Regions from separate parts of the Homo sapiens genome. Here region 2 is linked to region 1. Evidence: read pairs that join two places in POLR2A ChIA-PET (ENCODE). Cell type or tissue: HepG2. All regions are shown on one strand. Each heading gives the region's core, and the rest is flanking DNA. Links, peaks and the distances in the headings are about the cores only. Region 1 overlaps RASGRF2 (Ras protein specific guanine nucleotide releasing factor 2). Region 2 overlaps RASGRF2 (Ras protein specific guanine nucleotide releasing factor 2).

Region 1 (5,386 bases), core at 126-5,125:
CACTGTTCCCCTCAACACTCAGAGGTGATCATTATTCAAGACAACTCTAGTTCATACCTCTCCCTTGCAATCAAAAGGGCCTAAAACAATCAGTCATAGGACAGAAACCAACTAACCCTAGATAAAAGTTTAACAATACTAGAAAAAGCCAACTACACACTTGATTAATGAAGCCTTAGTAACTGCCCTAAAATAATATTGACCAGCTGTTGGGTCTCAGAATTGATTGTGAAAGTTGGATGAGACATTAGCTCATGGATGACATTCTCACTGTTGAAAAACTGTGCAAAGGGCGCGGTGGCTCATGCCTGTAATCCCAGCACTTTGGGAGGCCAAGGCGGGCAGATCACCTGAGGTTAGGAGTTCAAGACCAGCCTGACCAACATGGAGAAATCCTGTCTCTACTAAAAATACAAAATTAGTCGGGGTGGTGGTGCATGCCTGTAATCCCAGCTACTCGAGAGGCTGAGGCAGGAGAATCGCTTGAACCCAGGTCGCGGAGGTTGCAGTGAGCCAAGATCGCACCATTGCACTCCAGCCTGGGCAACAAGAGCAAAACTCTGTCTCAAAAAAAAAAAAAAAAAAAAAAAAAAAAGAAGAAGAAGTATTATTGGCATCTGTGTAGGAAACTCTTATCCTTGATTCTAAATAAGAGTGCTTAGCCAGGCGCAGTGGCTCACGCCTGTAATCCCAGCACTTTGGGAGGCCGAGACGGGCGGATCACGAGGTCAGGAGATCGAGATCATCCTGGCTAACACGGTGAAACCCCGTCTCTACTAAAAATACAAAAAAAAATTAGCCGGGCGTGGTGGCGGGTGCCTGTAGTCCCAGCTACTTGGGAGGCTGAGGCAGGAGAATGGTGTGAACCCTGGAGGCGGAGCTTGCAGTGAGCCAAGATCGCGCCACTGCACTCCAGCGTGGGTGACAGAGTGAGACTCTGTCTCAAAAAAAAAAAAGAAAAAAGAAAAAAGAGTGCTGGCCAGTCGTGGTGGCTCACGCCTGTAAACCCAACACTTTGGGAGGCCAAGGGGGGCAGATCACAAGGTCAGGAGTTCGAGACCAGCCTGACCAACATGGTGAAACCCTGTCTCTACTAAAAAAAGAATGCAAAAGTTAGCCGGGTGTGGTGGTGCACACCTGTAATCCCAGGTACTCAGGAGGCTTACACAGGAGAATCACTTGAACCTGGGAGGCAGAGATTGCCGTGAGCTGAGATGGCGCCACTGCACTCCAGCCTGGGTGACAGAGCGAGACTCCAACTTAAAAAAAAAAAAAAAAAAAAAAAAAGAGTCCTGCACAGCTGGAGGAGCTGGGTAAATGGAAAGAAGATCTCAGTAAGAGGATCACCAATGATTTAATTGCCCCTTAGAGTGGGATCAAATCATGAAAACACTTTACACCATGATCATGGTTATGCAATTCATTTTGGCCAGGGAGAGTGGCTCATGCTGGTAATCTCAGCACTTTGGGAGGCCAAGGTAGGAGAATTGCTTGAGGCCAGGAGTTCAAGACGAGCCTGGGCAACACAGGGAGACCCCATCTCCAAAAAAAAATAAATAATTAGCTGGGTGTGGTGGCACACATTTGTAGTCCCAACTACTTGGGAGGCTGAGGAAGGAGGATCGCTAGAGCTCAGGAGTTCAAGGCTTCAGTAAGCTATGACTGCGCCACTTCACTCCAGCCCAGGTGACAGAGCAAGACTCCGTCTCAATTTTTAAAATTGATTCAAACTTCCTTCCCTTTAAGATTTAACATACTAGGACTTATTTAAAAGCCAATTCCATCTCCTTTATGTCTTCACAACTATTGTCTTAAGTTTTTTCCTTTATTATAACATGAAAGAAACAAAAAAGAGGGCTACCTTTATAATAGCACACATTATTAACAGAAACTCATTATGAACTCTTTCCAAGATAGTCCTTTTCAGAGCTATATCCAGTGCAATCTCCAGTGCCAAAAAAGTGCTATGCCAAAAAGGAAAAAAGTTCCTTATTTACAAGTGAAATAATACAATGTCTGGAACTTGCTTTAAAGTGGTCTAACAAAAAAAAAAATGTACACATGGAGACAGATAAAACAAGAATGGCAGAAAGATGAAGATGTTGAAGCTGGAGGATGAGTAGGTTGGCATTCCCTGAAATATTCTATTTTGTGTGTGTTAAAGTATTTTTGAAAGGGAAAGGAAAGGAAAATACTTTCTAAGTCATCCTAATAATGAAAATAAAAAGAGGAATATCAAAGAGAGTAATAAAAATGCTAGCTGGCAAATGTGCTGACCATTCACCATGTGCCAGGCCTATGCCAAGAGCTTGGCCTGTGAGCCTCACAACAACCTGATGGAGCAGGTACTATCCGGATCTCCATATTCCAGGCAGGGAGCCAGGCTTAGAAAGAGAAATTGCTCAAGATCATGTGTCTGGTAAGTAGCAGAGCCAAGACTGAATCCTATGCAGTTTAAATCCTGAACTGAACCATACACAACACCAGCACTTCACCTAGAAACTGATATTCTTACATTCTTAAAAGAAAGCAAATTCATATTAATATGAGTGGCCTCCTATTCCTATGAATCACTGACATTATCTCGTCATGACTTCTTTTGTGATCAGTTATAATGTTATCTACTGAGCCTTAGACCAAGTTATCACCTCCCTATTTCCACATTGCTAAATGCAGGAAACCTCCTAGCTTTTCAACAGTCCCTCTATTTGAAAGAACTGACCCCACTGTTTACATTAGTCACACAAATGGCATGGGCTTATAAATACAGTCCAGGAAATGAATCAGGCATGTCTAAATTAAATCAGACAATGACAAAATGAAACACTTCAGTACCCTGAAAATAATAAAAAGTACCACTCATATCCCTGCTGTTTCCATCACCACAGGTCTTCACAATGTCATACTGGTAAGTATCATAAGAGCTAAAAACAGATATTGTGACCTGAATTTTTTTTTAATTAAGCACTAAAGGATCAATAAATTTTATTTTATTTTTATTTATTTCTTTACCAAGAGATGTTATGTGTTTATTTATTTATTTTGCCCAGGCTGGAGTGTAATGGCGTGATCTCGACTAACTGCAACCTCCACCTCCCAGGTTCAAGTGATTCTCCTGCCTCAGCCTCCTGAGTAGCTGGGATTACAGGCATGCTCCACCACGCCTGGCTAATTTTGTATTTTTAGTACAGACAGGGTTTCGCCATGTTGGTCAGGCTGGTCTCTAACTCCTGACCTCAGGTGATCCACCTGCCTCGACCTCCCAAAGTGCTGGGATTATAGGCGTGAGCCACTACACCCGGCCAACAAATTTTATTTTTAAGGATTGCTTTTTTTACATCATTTTATCTTTATCTTCTCAGATCTTATGAGAATTAAAATTCTGATTAACTTATTTAATCTAAAGCTGTAAATTATTCTTATATAGGCCTCCCCAACTTTCTGTCTCATTTCTTGCTTTACAGTTTTTTAACAAAGAAAAGAAACACTGTAGTATATTAGTTAAATAAACACAGACCAACTCAAACTTGTTATTTTTTTCCTGCTTTCTCCCTAAAAGTATATTTGAAGCATTTTGTAGTCACTGTAATAAGTTTTAGGAAAAATGATTTGAATCCTTATTTTTCATTAAATCATTAGTTTTTCAAGTGCCAGTAAAAAAATAAAACTGTGAGTCCATGTGCTTTTTGCATCTCTGTTCCACCTACTGATGCCAATATTTTCTGCAACAACAACAACAACAACAAACCTGCTACTGTTTTTTTCTAAATATATACACAATTACATTTTTAACTCCTTGGGCAAAAATGCTAACATATTCCCTTTGGCGGAACCAAATTCATGTATTTATAACTTCTCAATCAGCTAAAATTTAAAAGTTGCACCAATAAAAATGTAATGGATAATTTTAGAATAATGGTTAGATTTTAGAATAAAGGCCAAATGTTATAAAATAATCAAACATTTATCACAGTGCTATGTTGATATTTAACAAATATCATTTCTAGTTTCATTTAAATATCAATAAAATTTTACTATTTACAGTCTTTGTTTAAGGTAAACTAATTTCAGAGAGGAATTTATATTGTGAGTAATTTAACAGAATCATTCCATATCCTTAGTCCTGAAAAATAAAGCTCCCCAAATTATAGATAGATGGGATTTATAACTCAGGTCTTGAAATGTTAATGTACAAATCAAAATCTGCAAACTCCAATATATAACCGCCTAACAAAGGTTTAATATTCAACGGTAGAAAATAGTAGAAGGGTAACAAACTGAATAAACACCACACACACACATACACACACACACACACACACACACAAACATATATCCCTTTCTTGTAGAACAAATAAATAGGTATAAAAATAGAAAGCCACTTTAAACCTGTGAAAAGTAGAATTTAAGACTTGAGCAAATCCATATGGTTGGTCAATCTGACTTATTTCATTACAAAATAATCATAAAGACTAAGTAATTTCATTCCAAAAAATTAAAATTATACTGACTGTGGCATGCATATTTAAGTAGTATTGAAAACTGCAGAAAAAAATCCATTTAAAAATATAATCTGCATTAAACAGACAGCAATATCAGCAATTGTTTTAATGAACCACTGACATTTGCTTGCTAAAACCAGAAACATTTGGTTATCACACATGCTTTAGGTCTTGTCATCATCCAGTGGGAGAAAAATTTCTCTATTTTTTAATTGTCAAAAGAAGGGAAAAATTGTTATAACACTACAAGTATTTTCTACCCCTCGACAATGCGCTTAGTTGTCACTTAATGAAACCCACAGAAAAATAGTTGTTCACAACAATAATGCATTTTTATGTATTAATACATCTGTCACATCAGGGATGGACTTTTCTGTGTTGAATTCTTACACAACAATCTAAATAGTAAGGCTTAGTGTAGCCAAAATTAAAATAACTCAATTTTGCTAATCCATGAGATTTTTTTTTCATTTAACTTTAAAGAGAAGGATAATTACAAAGTTTAAGTAATAAATTATTTTGTTCCCTAAATTATATTTTTTAACATTGTATAAGATTTAGCAAATATCATTATTCCATTTTCCCTTTGTGTTCAGTAAACAAAAGTTGAGTTGGTTATAATTAGACAACGTGAAGTAGTATGAAAATCCACCATCCACACTCTCCATCTCCCACAAATATTTCAGAGTTCGCACGCAGCTCTGCCTAATTCATTCGATGATTAAAATCCTCTGCTTGTGGTCAATTTAGGAAGGCTAAAATGACTAGTAATGAAGTGACAGGAAATCACATAGCCTTTAATCCCTTTAAAATTAAACCAACATGTTTAATTCAGCACAAATGCAAATGTCTACTTCTTTAAACCTCCAGAGCGAAAGAGATAT
Region 2 (5,386 bases), core at 206-5,205, 61 kb before region 1:
CTTGTGGGCATTTAGTGCTATAAATTTTCCTATACACACTGCTTTAAATGTGTCCCAGAGATTTGGGTATGTGGTGTCTTTGTTCTCATTGGTTTCAAAGAACATCTTTATTTCTGCCTTCATTTCGTTATGTACCCAGTAGTCATTCAGGAGCAGGTTGTTCAGTTTCCATGTAGTTGAGCGGTTTTGAGTGAGTTTCTTAATCCTGAGTTCTTGTTTGAGTGCACTGTGGTCTGAGAGACAGTTTGTTATAATTTCTCTTCTTTTACATTTGCTGAGAAGTGTTTTACTTCCAATTATGTGTCAATTTTGGAATATGTGTTAAGTGGTGCTGAGAAGAATGTATATTCTGTTGATTTGGGGTGGAGAGTTCTGTAGATGTCTATTAGGTCTGCTTGGTGCAGAGCTGAGTTCAATTCCTGGATATCCTTGTTAACTTTCTGTCTCGTTGATCTGTTTAATGTTGACATTGGGGTGTTAAAGTCTCCCATTATTATTGTGTGGGAGTCTAAGTCTCTTTGTAGGTCTCTAAGGAGTTGCTTTATGAATCTGGGTGCTCCTGGATTGGGTGCATATATATTTAGGATAGTTAGCTCCTCTTGTTGAATTGATCCCTTTACCATTATGTAATGGCCTTCTTTGTCTCTTTTGATCTTTGTTGATTTAAAGTCTGTTTTATCAGAGACTAGGATTGCAACCCCTGCCTTTTTTTGTTTTCCATTTTCTTGGTAGATCTTCCTCCATCCCTTTATTTTGAGCCAATGTGTGTCTCTGCACGTGAGATGGGTCTCCTGAATACAGCACACTGATGGGTCTTGACTCTTTATCCATTTGCCAGTCTGTGTCTTTTAATTGGAGCATTTAGCCCATTTACATTTAAGGTGAATATTGTTATGTGTGAATCTGATCCTGTCATTATGATGTTAGCTGGTTATTTTGCTCCTTAGTTGATGCGGTTTCTTCCTGGCATTGATGGTCTTTACAATTTGGCCTGTTTTTGCAGTGGCTGGTACTGGCTGTTCCTTTCCATGTTTAGTGCTTCCTTCAGGAGCTCTTGTAAGGCAGGTCTGGTGGTGACAAAATCTCTCAGCATTTGCTTATCTGCAAAGGATTTTATTTCTCCTTCAGTTATGAAGCTTAGTTTGGCTGGATATGAAATTCTGGGTTGAAAATTCTTTTCTTTAAGAATGTTGAATAATGGCTCCCACTGTCCTCTGGCTTGTGGAATTTCTGCCAAGAGATCTGCTGTTAATCTGATGGGCTTCCCTTTGTGGGTAACCTGACCTTACTCCCTGGCTGCCCTCAATATTTTTTCCTTCATTTCAACTTTGGTGCATCTGGTAATTATGTGTCTTGGAGTTGCTCTTCTCGAGGAGTATCTTTGTGGCACTCTCTGTATTTCCTGAATTTGAATGTTGGCCTGCCTTGCTAGATTGGGGAAGTTCTCCTGGATAATACCCTGAAGAGTGTTTTCCAACTTGGTTCCATTCTCCCCATCACTTTCAGGTACACCAATCAGACGTAGATTTTGTTTCACATAGTCCCATATTTCTTGAAGGCTTTGTTTGTTTCTTTTTACTCTTTTTTCTCTAAACTTCTCTTCTCACTTCATTTCATTTATTTGATCTTCAATCACTGATACCCTTTCTTCCACTTGATCGAATTGGCTACTGAAGCCTGTGCATTCCTCACATAGTTCTCGTGCCATGGTTTTCAGCTCCATCAGGTCATTTAAGGTCTTCTCTACATTGTTTATTCTAGTTAGCCATTCATCTAATCTTTTTTCAAGGTTTTTAGCTTCTTTGTGTTGGGTTCAAACATCCTCCTTTAGCTCGGAGAAGTTTGTTATTACCAGTCGTCTGAAGCCTTCTTCTCTCAACTCATCAAAGTCATTCTCTGTCCAGCTTTGCTCCATTGCTGGCAAGGAGCTGCATTCCTTTGGAGGAGAAGTGCTCTGATTTTTATAATTTTCAGCTTTTCTGCTCTTGTTTCTCCCCATCTTTGTGGTTTTATCTACCTTTGGTCTTTGATGATGGTGACGTGCAGATGGGGTTTTGGTGTGGGTGTCCTTTCTGTTTGTTAGTTTTCCTTCTAACAGTCAGGACCCTCAGCTGCAGGTATGTTGGAGTTTGCTGGAGGTTCACTCCAGACCCTGTTTGCCTGTGTATCACCAGCGGAGGCTGCAGAACAGCAAATATTGCAGAACGGTAAATGTTGCTGCCTGATCCTTCCTGTGGAAGCTTCATCTCAGAGGGGCACCCGGCCATATGAGGTGTCAGTCAGCCCCTACTGGGAGATGTCTCCCAATTGGGCTACTCGGGGGTCAGGGACCCACTTGAGGAGGCAGTCTGTCTGTCTCAGATCTCAACCTGTGTGCTGGGAGAACCACTACTCTCTTCAAAGCTGTCAGACAGGGATGTTTAAGTCTGCAGAAGTTTCTGCTGCCTTTTGTTCAGCTATGCCCTGCCCTCAGAGGTGGAGTCTACAGAGGCAGACAGGCCTCCTTGGGCTGCGGTGGGCTCCACCCAGTTAGAGCTTCCCAGCTACTTTGTTTACCTACTCAAGCCTCAGCAATGGCAGACACCCCTACCCCAGCCTCACTGCTGCCTTGCAGTCCAATCTCAGGCTGCTGTGCTAGCAGTGAGCGAGGCTCCGTGGGCATGGGACCCTCCGAGCCAGGCGTGGGATATAATCTCCTGGTGTGCTGTTTGCTAAGACCATTGGAAAAGCGCAGTGTTAGGTTGGGAGTGTCCCAATTTTCCAGGTACCATCTGGCAGGGCTTCCCTTGGCTAGGAAAGGGAATTCCCCGACCCCTTGCACTTCCCGGGTGAGGTGATGCCCTGCCCTGCTTCTGCTCATGCTCCATGGGCTGCACCCACTGTCTGACAAGCCCCAGTGAGATGAACCTGGTACCTCAGTTGGAAATGCAGAAATCACCTGTCTTCTGCGTCGCTCACCCTGGGAGCTGTAGACTGCAGCTGTTCCTATTCGGCCATCTTGGAACCTCCCAAGTTATTTTTATTTTAATAGCAAATTTTTTATTTTCATGGCTTCTGGTAGAATCATTTTCATATCTACCTGTCCTTGATTCACAGCTACCTGTTTTTGTTTTATAATTTCTTGTCCTTTTCATGGATGCTATTTCCATATCTTTATGAGTCCCAAATGTACTTTTTAAATTATATCTCATCTTGAGGGGCCAGATAGATATATAGAATTGGAGGGAAATCTTCCCACTCTAGATGAGCCTGAAAACTGAGATTCTAAAACACCAGATTACCAGAAAGACATCAGAAATACAAACAATTAGGAAATAAATTTTTCTCAGTGAAATGCAAATTAAAATTTATGATTTGCACTTTAAATGCAAATTAAAATTTATGATTTGCACTTTAAATGCAAATTAAAATTTATGATTTGCATTTTAAATGCAAATTAAAATTTATGATGTGCATTTCATTGAGAAAAATTTATTTCCTAATTGTTTGCATTTCTGATGTCTTTCTGGTAATCTGGTGTCTTAGAATCTCAGTTTTCAGGCTCGTCTAGAGTGGGAAGATTTCCCTCCAATTCTGTATATTTATCTGGACCCTCAAGAATCCCAGACCAGAACCAGCTCTTTGACTGGCAGATCAAATTCCAACTCCCCACCCCCACTCCATGGTGATGTTGCAGATATTGCCGATATAGTCATTGAGCCTCTCCACACAGGTATATCTCTTTATTATTTTCACTGATTTCTCAACCACTACAGATAAGCTGCCACATGCATGTTGCTCCAGGACGACCTCAACATAGTTCCCAGTTCAAGTTCTCTGAGTGTGACTGTGATCCCAAGCCATTCTTAGAATGCTTCTCAGTGATTCTGTCCCATAGTTTCAAACTCGCAGCTGACTCTGCCTGCTGCAGAGTTTACAGACCTGGAACTTCAGGTTTCGCATAGCAGAAATGTTTTTACTACACTTTTAGACTGACAAGATTTTCATTTTTCTCCTATTTTTATGAAAAGCTATGGCATTTTAATTTTTCAAAGCATATTTCATCCTTCACTAATGTTTTGAGCAAGGGCAGATGGGAGTTATAAGGATGTGACATTTTAATGTAGAAACACTCGGCAATCTCTTAACTGTAACTACCAAAACAAATGGCTTAAATGCTTCTTCAAAGAACTCATGCAAGAGACAAAACACAGGTAAGTGGTTGCCAGGAGCGAGGGGAATGGGCAGAGCAGAGTGACTGCTAATGGGTGAGGAGTTTTTTTATCACTATTTTTTAATTGACAGACATTCTAGAACAGTATTTGGTTTACAGAAAAACTGAACAGAAAGTACAGGAAGCTCCCATATGCTCTATCCCCCACACACAGTTTTTCCCATTATTAACATTTTGCATATATGTGACATGTTTGTTACAGTTGATGAACAAATATTGATGCATAATTATTAACTAAAGCCCATAGTTTATTAGGGTTCTATGGGTTTTAACAAATGTACAAAGTCATGCAACCACCATCACTGTGTTTTCTTTTTTGAATGATGAAAGCATTCTGGAAATAGACGGTGGTGATGGTTTCACAAGCTGGCTAATATACTGAAAACCACTGGATTGTATACTTTAAAATGGTGAATTTTATGGGATATGATTTATATCTCAACTTTTAAAAATGGGGAAAAAATAAGAAGCAGGAAACTGGGGGAAAAACACCTATGTGCAAATTCTTGGATTTACTCAATTCCACTCATTCTTATCTATTCACGAAATCTTTCCCCAAAATGTTTCAGCTTCAACAAGCTGGTTGACTTTGACCTGTCTTTTATTAAATAATTGTTTATTGGGCTCCTGCAACTACTGATAAAACATTGTATTAGGACTTCAAAGTATAAAAAAGTTAATATAACCTGTCCTCTGCCTCCAAAAAGTTGCCTGCTTTTTTTTTCGCCCTTAAAAATACATACGCAGCTTTTTCAAACCATTTCATTAGTCATAATTTTTAGTTAATTTACCTGGATTTCCTGCTTAGATTAGCTACATTAATGAAGTTGACTGGAATTGCAGGCTTATCCAACAGTTACTTTACCATTTCCCAAGCATTCTCTCTCCCATTCACTATTCTGCCTTCTACCTACTTATTTCTTTTCTGTTTGTACGTGCATTGGGAGTGTTGAGAGTGCAGTGAAGGCATTGGTGTCATGGGTTCCAGGATGTGGGCCAAGAGTTCCAGTGTGGGTACATATGTAAATCCCAGACAGGACTGAGGGGAGCATCTCCTATGCAAATGTTGGATGAAGAGGCAAAAAGGCTCCTTGGGGGACACATTGCAGAGTCTTGGCCCTAGGGAGACCACTGAGGGAGCTTAAGTAGAGAAGATAGAAAGAAAGTCTCCTT

The links. Peaks named below come from ENCODE experiments on the same cell type or tissue, not always from the same donor. Only the 100,000 strongest peaks of a DNase experiment are listed, where the experiment ranks them.
Region 2: POLR2A ChIA-PET joins it to region 1 with 5 read pairs; 6 of 35 experiments call an interaction of 5 or more read pairs at or near these places.

The regions. Positions count from the first base shown.
Region 1 is chr5:80,965,025-80,970,410 of GRCh38, reverse strand. All of the region lies in intron 1 of RASGRF2 (Ras protein specific guanine nucleotide releasing factor 2), which reads right to left. Among named protein-coding and RNA genes, the nearest start is that of RASGRF2-AS1, 6.8 kb to the right of the region's middle. In HepG2, for the core only: no CTCF peak of the experiment used is centred there; a DNase peak (open chromatin) is centred at 2,690; H3K4me3 peaks cover 1,644 bases.
Region 2 is chr5:81,026,303-81,031,688 of GRCh38, reverse strand. All of the region lies in intron 1 of RASGRF2 (Ras protein specific guanine nucleotide releasing factor 2), which reads right to left. Among named protein-coding and RNA genes, the nearest start is that of RASGRF2-AS1, 68 kb to the right of the region's middle. In HepG2, for the core only: no CTCF peak of the experiment used is centred there; no DNase peak of the experiment used is centred there.